Regions from separate parts of the Homo sapiens genome. Here region 1 is linked to region 2. Evidence: chromatin loops called from intact Hi-C (ENCODE). Cell type or tissue: dorsolateral prefrontal cortex. All regions are shown on one strand. Each heading gives the region's core, and the rest is flanking DNA. Links, peaks and the distances in the headings are about the cores only.

The links. Peaks named below come from ENCODE experiments on the same cell type or tissue, not always from the same donor. Only the 100,000 strongest peaks of a DNase experiment are listed, where the experiment ranks them.
Region 1: it touches region 2 in a loop (2.6-fold over the local background); 3 of 110 quality-filtered maps call a loop at or near these places.

What each region holds. Positions count from the first base shown.
Region 1 is chr18:10,440,220-10,445,596 of GRCh38, reverse strand. No RefSeq gene overlaps it. Among named protein-coding and RNA genes, the nearest start is that of APCDD1, 12 kb to the left of the region's middle. In dorsolateral prefrontal cortex, for the core only: CTCF peaks have their summits at 2,730 and 2,931; DNase peaks (open chromatin) are centred at 2,395 and 2,866; H3K4me3 peaks cover 493 bases; H3K27ac peaks cover 2,828 bases.
Region 2 is chr18:10,349,652-10,355,028 of GRCh38, reverse strand. All of the region lies in intron 2 of LOC105371986 (a long non-coding RNA gene), which reads left to right. Among named protein-coding and RNA genes, the nearest start is that of LINC01254, 62 kb to the left of the region's middle. In dorsolateral prefrontal cortex, for the core only: no CTCF peak of the experiment used is centred there; no DNase peak of the experiment used is centred there; H3K27ac peaks cover 1,246 bases.

The DNA.
Region 1 (5,377 bases), core at 224-5,223, 91 kb before region 2:
TTAGAGTCTATGGTGGGTTAGGGAAGCGGATGATGGAAAGTACTTAATGCACTGCCTGATTCCTGAATGTGCTTCATCCATGGTCAAGTGGGGTGGCCCAAGGGGCTGCAGCTCCGATTGCCTCCGTTTAAGTCCTCCCACATTCTATGCCACCTATTATGACTATTGCTTGGAACGTGGACATGTGCTTTCCATGTCTACTTTGAGTCACTCATACATTCAATGAATATTTACTTAGCATCCACTGTATTTCAGACACCATGTTCTTAAGTGCACCACTACTTTCATTAGGAAGGAACAGAAGGCTTCCAGACTAGACGAAAGACTCTCAGTGAGAAATACTTCCCAGCTTCTCTCACTCCCAGGTCCCCTGCGCTGTGCTCTGCTTTGCAGGGCTCAACATTCATCTCTTTGGGCTTCTTTTTTCTGCCCTCATCCTCCCAAAAGATACCAGAGTATTCTTATGTCCTCTGTCTTTCTTTCTTAACAGAATAAGAATTGATCTTATAAATGCATTCATGCTAAAATATAAATAATTTGTAAGTTCAAAAGCATTAGCCTTTATCTGGATTTTTGCATTTAAACTGCAAGTGAAGCCCTGAGCCAGAAGAGACCTGGAAAGGTGGAATTCCATGGCACTCACGATGTGTCGCTGTCACCTTTACCACCGGTGAACCACTGACCTGTGTTTCAGAGACCGCCCTCCCCCTCTTGGGGTGTGAGTTTGGAGGGAGTGGTGGAGACTTGGCTTTGCTGTGTTTATCTTGAGCCCTGGGCCAGCCAGATTTCTCTTTCATTTACATTATAGCTGTGGTCGTTTTATTTATTGATTTTAGCCGGGGGTGGGGAATTTGGTAACGTCACTGAGTGTTGTCTTTTGGTTCTGTTCTAACTTGTAAATGTTATCTAGTTCTATTCTGTTTTCCACTTTATGTAATGTAGATCCAGGATCTCAATTATCTGAGCCATTAATCAGGTTGCAAAACCTTTCTCTTTCCCACGTGAAAGCAAAAAGGAAGAGTGGGACTTGTCTACAGATCGCCACCACACCTGTTAGTTGGATTTTTAGGATTGTCTGCTTCTCACATACAGTTCCCTCCCTCACTCTCCCTTTCTTTCCCCTTCCTTTCCCTCCCTTCTCCTCACTCTCCCCTGGGAGAGAGGGGATATAAGGTATTACTGAGAAAGACTTCACATGCAGGGCAGTAACCAAAGACTACCAACTTTTTATCTCACACTTTGTCTTGATCACTCTCTTCCATTTCCTAGTGGTGATTTCTCCATCACTAGCAAGCTGGGGATCTGTGATTTCTAGTGCTCGTCCCTGCTGGCCTGTGGCCCCACTCCTGAGGTCCTTTCCAATAGATGAGCAGTTGATGCATTCCACACCTGGCAAGAGCTGGCATTGAATATGGTGATGATCCTCCGTATTGTCCAAGAACACTGTGAGATGGAAAAGGCTGAGGATACCTGCAAGTAGCAGGCTGTGTCAGGATGGATTTTGCAGGCTCTAGATGGATCTCAAGATGTGTCAAAGGCTCCAAAATTGGCGACAGTGGCCTGGGGCTGGGTGGAGTGAGTGATGGCTGGCCCAAGACCCAAACAAATTACTCTGGTATTTCACTATTATCTAAGGAAAAGATAAGTAGTCTATCTTTATGTTTGGGACCTTAATCTCATAAATGTCTGCCATAACAAGCTTATTTATAGCTCATTATAAAAATTAGTGTACCTGGCTTAAATAAATAAGTGGTACAGACCTTGACAGACACCGGAGGATTGCTAGAGGTTTGCCAATCTTGCAGATGAAAGCAAAGATATGTTCTTACCAGACTTCCCATGCAATTTTTTGCACTTTCTATTCCATTTAGATACAAAACTCTTTGAAGTTAAAATAAATAGAAACAAAAAGACAAAAACAAACAAAAAACCTAAAAACATTTCTCTGGACTGCAGTAAGCCTCATGACTCTTTAAAAGACATGGGAAATGCAAAGAGAAGTTTCTTTTAGTCCTACTGAGAGGTGTACTGTCCATGTTTATTTGAAATTTCCCCTTTGTTTATTTTCTTCTTTAGAAGTAGAACAACTTTTTCTAGCACTATGAAGATGTGGTGTCTTCGACCCATTAAGTTAATTTCATTTCAAGTGGAGATACAAGTTCTTATGAAGTTTTTACAAAACTTCTGTTACAAAAGCAGAAATGGGATGGTTTAGCTTTCATTTTCTTTTTGGGGTGCAATTTAATTTAAAGTTCATAAAATATGCATAATGACTAAAATACAGCCTGAATTTACACACACAAAAAAATGGTATTAAAGGACATTGTATATTATTACCCAAATGAAGCCATCTTTAGGCAGCTGTTAAACAATCAAGCTTTGTGTGTGTGTGCACGTGTGTGTGGTGCCCACTTCATACATTTACAAAATACACATGGTAATATGAATAAACTGAATAAGTTAGAGAAAAACAAAGCAGAATTGGACAAAGTTAATACTGCCAGCCAGTTTACAATCTTCTTTGAGCATTTTAACATGAACATTCATACAAAAAAGACAATATTAAAACCATAAAGTCCAGAACCCACTCCTTTTACATAAAGTGGAGACGTGTCACTAGATTAGACAACATGGCTTTGTAACACTAAAACAAACCGTCTGTTCAAAAAGACCCATGCACAAGGAGGCATTATTGGGCCTTGTATCTGCATTGAATGAGCATTCAGAGCACTGATTTTCTATTGTCCCAACTCCATGATGGCCTCCCCCAGCCTCAACACAGATGACAAAAGAGATTTTTAACGATGTAGCACCACGGTAGTTAGGACCCACAGGGCCAAGGCAGAGAGGCAGCTGATCAGAGGCACAGGGAGGATTCTGATAGTGTTTCATGGTCTGGCAACGTAAAACCACTAGACTGTGTTATCAGTGATAGGGTGTTTGTCCTCTAAGGCAGGACATTGCAGCAGGCTCCCAGGAGAGAGTGCCACAGACTGCCTAATGGTGGAAGAGCACTTTCTATTCTGTTCCTTAAGGCTAAGTACTCAACAGTTTTTTAGGCAAACATTTTTTCAGTCGCATTGAAGGTCACAGCTGCATTTGACATGACTTGAATTGGCTGTTTGAGGTGTGTCTCAAACTTGTGCTATTGGCAGCAGAGGTCTGAATGTCTAGGTTGAAACCTGTTCCCCATTTTAAAATCAGTTCATGCTGGATCAAAGGTGAGACCCCTGTCAGGGTTAGCAACGAGTTGCTGATCTGTGTGGTAATAAATAGCTCTGAGTCTGGGAGGAATGGCTGGTGAGGCTGGAGTGCTGTAGCATGTAGAAGTGCGGACGTTGGTGTCTGATGCGCTGCAACGAGGTTTTCACTGTATCGGTGTGACTCTGATGCATCGCTGGATCTCTCTCTCTCTCTCTGTTGTTTTTTTTTTTTTTTTTGAGACAGACTTTCCCTCTGTCTCCCAGGCTGGAGTGCAGCGGTGCGATCTCGGGTGATTACAACCTCCACCTCCTGGGTTCAAGAGCAGGAGGTTTAGCCTCCTGAGCAGCTGGGATTACAGGTGCGTGCCACCACGCCTGGCTAGTTTTCATATTTTTAGTGGAGATGGGGTTTCACCATGTTGGCCAGTCAGGTCTCGAACTCCTAACCTCAAGGGATCTGCCCACCTCAGCCTCCCAAAGTGCTGAAATTACAAGCATGAGCCACCACACCCAGCACTATCACTGGATCTCTTGAACACCCACTTTCTCCTTTGTAAAGTGGTGGCAGCAGCAGAGCTGATCTCTGATGGCTGCTGTGAAGATTCGATGAGATGACCATGGAAAGTTCAATAGTGGTGACGGGTGAGCAGCCCAGAGAGAAGCTGAGCAGGTGAGCTCCTCCCGGTGCTGGCCTTTGCCTGGGACCATGTCCACAGCCAATTATGAGAGCAGACTGCAGTACTCCAGACAGCCCTGGATCCACTTATCAGATTGCACAAGCTAGGAGGGCCTTCAGTTGTAGAGCAGCAGAAGCTAAGTTTGGTTAATTTAATCACAAAGCATAGAGCTGGCCTTGTAAAGACATAGTCACTGCACCATCAGACCGGACAGTGCAGATTGCCTCACAGACACCACTGACATTGGGCTCTGGAAATAGCCACTAGAACTATGGCCCTGTCCCCTCTGAAATGGTGGCTGGCTGCCCCTGCTGCCCCCACCCATAGCAGAAAGGATTCCTAGAGAACCCGTCTTATCACCACAAGCTTATGATCCAAACTTAGGGTGGATGGGCTGTTTGGCAATACCTAGATCTCATACCTGAACCCCCTACCTGTGAGGGGGCAGGCATTTTTAGCTTTTCTGTGGGAGGTGGGCTCCTCCACTAATCACGTCCATGGAGTTCCCTAGTTGGGAGGCCAGAAAAAATGAAAAATGTCTACTACAAGACCCTGACAGATGTCCCTAGGGTTTCCTGTAATTGTCTACTTACTGTCTGCACACTCAGCTTGTAATAATGAACTGATTCCCTAGAGGCCAATGATAGACTGATGTTTGGAGTATTTGACAAGGCAGAAAATTTTCTCTCATATCCTGGATTATGTTCATTGCTTTTATGCCCAAAGTGAAGGGAGTACCATTTCCTCACAGCCTCAGAAGTGGGAAGTGAGCTCGCATGTTTAAAGACCTTCTACATACCTGACAGTTGAGACAGACTGTGGATGGCGGAAAGAGGACTGGACAGAGTCAGGAGACCTGGTGCAACCCGGGCTATCACTTACTAGCTTTGTGAAATTACTAGCTTTGTGGGGTCATTACAGCAGATCTCTGGATGCCAGTCGCTGTATCTGAAAAATGAGCATCATCATCATAACTATCTAAGGGAACTGTAAGAATAAATTACATGACGTTTACGACAGTCCCTGGGACATAGTCGGCATTCAGTGCCCTCAGATGGTTTGGTCTTTGAGCTTTGATTACCTCCTGAGATGATGGTTAGAATCATGCCTGTGTTGTCGGAGGGTCCTTAAGATTCCTCTCCCCATGGCCTCTTCTTGTACTTCTTAGCACGCTTGAAGAAAAATCCCTTACGGGAGCCTCATGCTCTGGGTTTGGGCTTCCTGTCTCCAACAGAATCCAAGTTTTCTTTGATCATGAGAAAAGCTGTGTCCTGAACCAGGAAAGAGGTCAAGGATAGGAGGAAAAGACAGAGAAGGCATAGAGTCCAGGTATGGGGACACGAACCGAGAGGCAATGGGGCTTAGGCAGGGGCTGGGTCTGTGTGACCACCTCACAAGACACAGAAATGAGAGTTCCTTTCTTACTAACTGCATTAGGCATAGGAGGACTCCCTTTGTGTTCCTGGGGGCTTTCTGCCTTGGGGCCCCTTGAAGTTA
Region 2 (5,377 bases), core at 200-5,199:
AGGGAGCAGTTTGAGCCAAGTTCCACAAGTTGAGTCCAAATCTTATCCATGATGAATAGCACTCATCCTCACCAAGCCCAGCACCTATCATCTTGTATTTATCTTTGAGAGACAAAAAAAAGTAGAGAAATTTGTGGCCTAGATTTGCTCATCTGCAAACTTTGAAAAATGTGTTGGGTGACTACATTATTCCAAAGTCATGGGCACTCACTAAAATAGTCATGGCTGGAAGTAAGTGAATGTCCTGCTTACTCCAGGGAAGAGGGATTGGAAATGGCCCTGTAGGGGGGTACTGAGCACTCTCACAGAAGAACAGGCACAGGGAAGTCACCCAGCATTCTCATCACCATTGGGTCATGGGGACACTGCTACAATTTCCTCTTTTATGAAGGCTATCTTTGTTCATACTCTCAGAAGGAAGAACAAAGGGAGAACCTTGTTTGTCTTGTGAAGGAAATGCAGAAAGCCTGGTATAGGTGAGAAAAAGTGACTTCCCTTTACAAACTAAAGAAATACAGGGGTCGCCCCACTAGCTGTGGGGTATGGGTGGAGGTGGGGCTGAGTGTCTGAGAGAAAATGCTCTATGGTGTGGGCTGGAGTTTGCTATGAGTGAATTGTTCCAGAGCCTTCCAGCTTCCTGCTAGGGCATTGAAATCCTTTGGCTCACTCTGGGATTTGGATGTGAGACAATTTGCTCTAAAGGGATTTTGGCACAGATAAGTCATTATTATTAATAAACACATGGTGAATGCCAACCATGTGCCTAATGCTGAAATAAAGCTTTCTTTTTCTTTTTCTTTTCAACGTTAAGTCACCAAGTAAAGGAGAAGGCTACTCAGCCCCTTGTTATCCCAGAAGAGGCAATTTTATAGTCTCCCTGTCCCCGTGTCCTTGTCTTTGAATCCTCAAGTGCATTTTTGAAGGATCTTTTCTCTTCCTTTAAGAGAACATTCCAGGACATCATAAATGGTGACTCTAAACTCTTCACCCCTTTCATTATCAAAAGAGTAGATTTCAGAGAGGAATGTAAGTGTCTTCTGACATAGCCTGCAGTCCAACCTGCTCTTACAGGGTGACTCATTTCATAGCAGCTGGATTTTAATGCCATGTGGTATCAAGCAGGGCTGCTTCTAAATGACTGAGCTTGAATTACATGGATGAATCTTTAAAAATATATGGTAGAAAGAGCTGTGTTTATTTTTAGTGGGTTTCTTCTCCTGATTTTCTCCCCGCAATGTCTATCTGCATATTTCTCTGTCTGTACATTTGATCTCATAGGGAAGCAAGGAAAAGTGGGGTTTCTCTAAGGGAGACATACAAAAGATGTTCGGAAAAGCTCCTTTCCTTTATTGCTCAGCAGTGACTTGTGTTTAGGAGAATTGGCACCAAAACAGCATAGTTTACCTCTTTCTATTTTTAAGCAATAGATGGTTCTTTTAAATGACAGTGATCCACATTAGAGAAGATTGGGTCAGGGTTGGATAAAGAATCAGAAGACATTAAACAAAGAGGAGAAGACAACAGCTTCCAGCATTTTCACAATGACTTTCATTTCAGAATTTCTAAGCACCTTATAAACAGATGTTGAAAGGAGACTTAACCGATAATTTGCAAAATAGAGAAACTAGAGAAAAGCGGAAAATAATGAAAAGAAAAGCTTACATGCTTTTTGGTAGAGTTTGGGGGCTCTGGCCTTAAGATAGTCCCTTTCTCTTACTGCCTCTGGCACCCCAGGTCCTTCTCTGATCAAAGGCTGCCTAAATTGCCCCTTCTTGGTATAATTTGAGAAGGCATACTTAGAGTCCCTCCGGATTCTTTCCATCATAGCCCACCAAGGTGTTTAAAAGCTTACCACTGAAGAGTCGTTTATTTATCCATTCTTTTGTTCAACAAATTCTTATTCTGTGCCTACTAAGTGCAAGAGTAGCATGACGGCCTTGGCGTGAGTCGGAATACTTCCCATCTCCCAAGACCATGGCCAACATCTCTAGTAGACGTTTCTTGAAGGATGGAGGGCAGCCATCCCAAGACACTCTCCTTTTGTTTATGGTACTCGCCTACTTAGAATCCCTCAATGGCTGCCCTCCTACTTAAGATAAAGACTTGAGTACTGAGTGGGGCCCTGAAGCCTGGATGCTCTGGCCCTGCTCCCTCTGCTGTCTCCCTGGAGGCCAGCCTCATCCTTGCTTCATCTTCCAGCTGCATTCTCTACTGGGGCCTCCACAGAAGGCAGGCCTGTATTCTTCCTGGCTTTAGGACCTTCAACCTTGTTGTCCTTATGCCCAGAATAGTCCATGATTCCCCCCAACCCCTGCCATGCACACACATCTTTTTACCTAGTTAACTCCTATTTACCTGGTTCAAGTGTTACCTCCCCAGGAAGCTTCCTTCAATTGTCCCTGCACCTGGTCAAGGTCGGGCCTCCTCCTCCTCACCTCCCGAGGGCCTGGTCCTGTTCCTGCCAGCACTAATTGTGGAGTATAATGAGATTTATCTCCTATCATCTGTCTCCCCCGACAGAACACCATAGCATGTTGCCTGGCTACATCATCCTGGAGCAGAGCTTGATCCCTGGCACTCAGCAGGCATTCAGTTAAAATTCACTGAATCAATAATTATGAGCATACACATGGAATAAGTATATCTCATTGCTTTCCAGGCTGAGCCTCAGGGGTTAAGGACAAAGTGCAGCTGAAAGAGCATACAATTCGAAGTCAGACAGGGACAGGGACAACAACAGCCCTCACCCACTGCCCATAGGACCCTGGGCGAGGTGCCTGGTGACAGGGAGTGCTGTGTGCCAGAAACCAGGCTGAGTATTTCCTATATACTCCCATTTAATCCTCACAACAGCACCCTAGTTTGATATTATTATTTCTATTTTAAAGATCACCAAGTTGAGAGATTTAGAGGTCATGCAGCTAACTAAATAAGTGGCAGAGATAGGAGTGAAACTCATGTCTGGCTGGTGCCAACACTGACGCCCTTGAACACCACCTAGCTTGTTACCATGTGTGAGCTTGCACTTTTCAAGAATTCGGTGAGCAGCCACCTCGAGAGCTTGTGTCTTACAATCTTCTCTTCTTTAAGTCTCTCCACCCATTTTGTCACTATCAGATAAATTCCTAAATTCAGCCGGCTACTAGGGATAAATACTCCCTAGGGTTAGGTAGGGTGGAATTATAAATTTGTTGAATTCACAATTTTTCCATTAGTTTCAGTTAGCTTTTTCTACACACCAAACTACCCCTAAAACGTATTGGCTTCAAACAACAGCAGTTTACTGTTTCTCACAGTTCTGTGACTTGGCTGGGTGACTTCTCGGCCTTGTGTCACCAGGCTCACTCATGGGCTCCATGCAGCTGGAGGGTGAGATGGGCTGGAGGGTCCCAGGAGACCCCTCTCACATGCCTGACAGCTGTGCTGCCTCTCCGCTCTCCTCCCTGCAGTTGCCCATCCTCCAGGAGGCTCGGCTGTCAGGGCACGACAACAGGGTTTCTTGAGGCCTAGCACTGGAAATCTCATAGCATCACTTCCAGTACATTCTGTTATTTAGAGCTAGTTACGAGGCAGCCCAGATTCAAAGGGTGGGAGAATAGACACCCCCTGTTGAAGGGAGGAGTGCCAAAGTCTCATTGCAAAGGAATGAGAAATTGTTGTGAACATCTTTGAGTGTAAAATACCATGGCATATGATGGAGTAGGATGAGGTCACTAAAAATAGTCACAAAGCATTTGCCATCAATATAGGAAAAGCACTGTGAAAAATGGAGGAACAATGACATGTATTATTGTCATAGCAAAGTTTACAGGCAGAGAAACCATGCGTAGACTGAAGTACAAAACGAAGGAATGAAAACGCACAAATGAAAGAGAAAGAGAATGGAATTCCACCTCAAGGTGTTTCCAGTACTTGTAGCAGCAGGTAGTGGCGGAGACAGAGTCCATGCTGACCCCTCCTCTCCGAGGACTGCCCGGTGTGGGGGCACACACCTTCATCCTCTTCCCAGGAGAGCTCGTCCTGAGTTCGGAGGACTGGGCCTGCTAGCCTCACCTCTCCTTCATTTCCTACTGTGGGATCCTCTCTCTCCCCAGCGTTCTCCATCCTCCCTAAGACAGTAGCCAGCTTCAAAAACTGGTTGGTTGCTGTTCTGGCAGTATTTGCTCCCCTTTCCGATAAAAACATACCAGATCCACACGTCAGCTACCCAGGGAGACTGTCCATACCGCGCAGCTTGAGCTGAGGTGCCAGGGACCCCTGGAATGGGAAGGAATGCAGCCCGCACTGGAAAAGCCCTATGTCCAGACACCCACAAAGCCTCCCCCAGGCCTCTCTGGGACTGTCAACTCCTGGTGGCTCGGCTCAGGGGAGCTGCAGAGAATCTGCCCTCAGACTGCTGAGAAGACACAGCCTGGAAAAGGCGGCAGAGGCTCCTTTGTCATTCACACTAAATATCCCTTGGATTGAAATCCAGATCTCAGTTTAGATAAAAGGGCTACTCTTGCCTGTAAGTTTCTCTGGGCAATTGTTCATTTATGAAATGAAGACCTTCTTTAAGGCCTCTGTAAAAGTTTTATCCTTTCTTCATAGCGTCTTCAAACTTTATTGCTGAGGAGGCCTGGCACCATTGCAGCGCTCCCAAAGCAATCCACTAAGGTGCCCGGGGTGGCCACAGGGCAGGGCGCCCCAGGAGGCTCTGGGCTGAACCCGAAACTTTCACATGTAAGACACTTAGACTACGTTTTACATTTCTATCAAATAATGACTTTGCAGGAAGGATATCTGATGTTCTCTGAATTCCTTTGCGCCTTCATATACCCCCGAGTTTAAAAGTGTCAGATTGAGAAACACAGAGAGCAGAATCTGTCCCTTCACAGGCGAGAGCTTACAGGTGGGGCCCTGAGACCCTAGGGGCTGGATGCCTCATCTTGAGTCACGCATGGAGTGACCTGGGACTCAGCTGAGGCAGCCCCCTGTGCTGACCCCAGTCTCCCCTCACAGACCCCAACCTTAGGGTCTCCGCTCAGGCTCTGAGTGGGGTTTGGTGGGAGAGAAAGGAGACTTGTAGTAATATCTTCCAGATGTCAAAAAGATGACGTTACTTCTGAAGTTTAATTGCTGGTAATAATGAAGGGGCTGAGAAACACAGGGAGTGATTAAAGTTTTTGAGTAAAGCAGAGGTTCGGGCTTAGTCCGTTAATGACATTGGCAGGGGCAAGGGACAGGGGCTCCAAAGACACAACCACCTACTCTTTTTTAAAAGAATGTGGCTTTGGTGACAGTATTTCATAAACCCACAATACAGCCTGACAAAGGAATCAAAAGCATGCTTTAAAACACCCATCACTTTGGACTTAGGAATTTATGTTTTCTAACC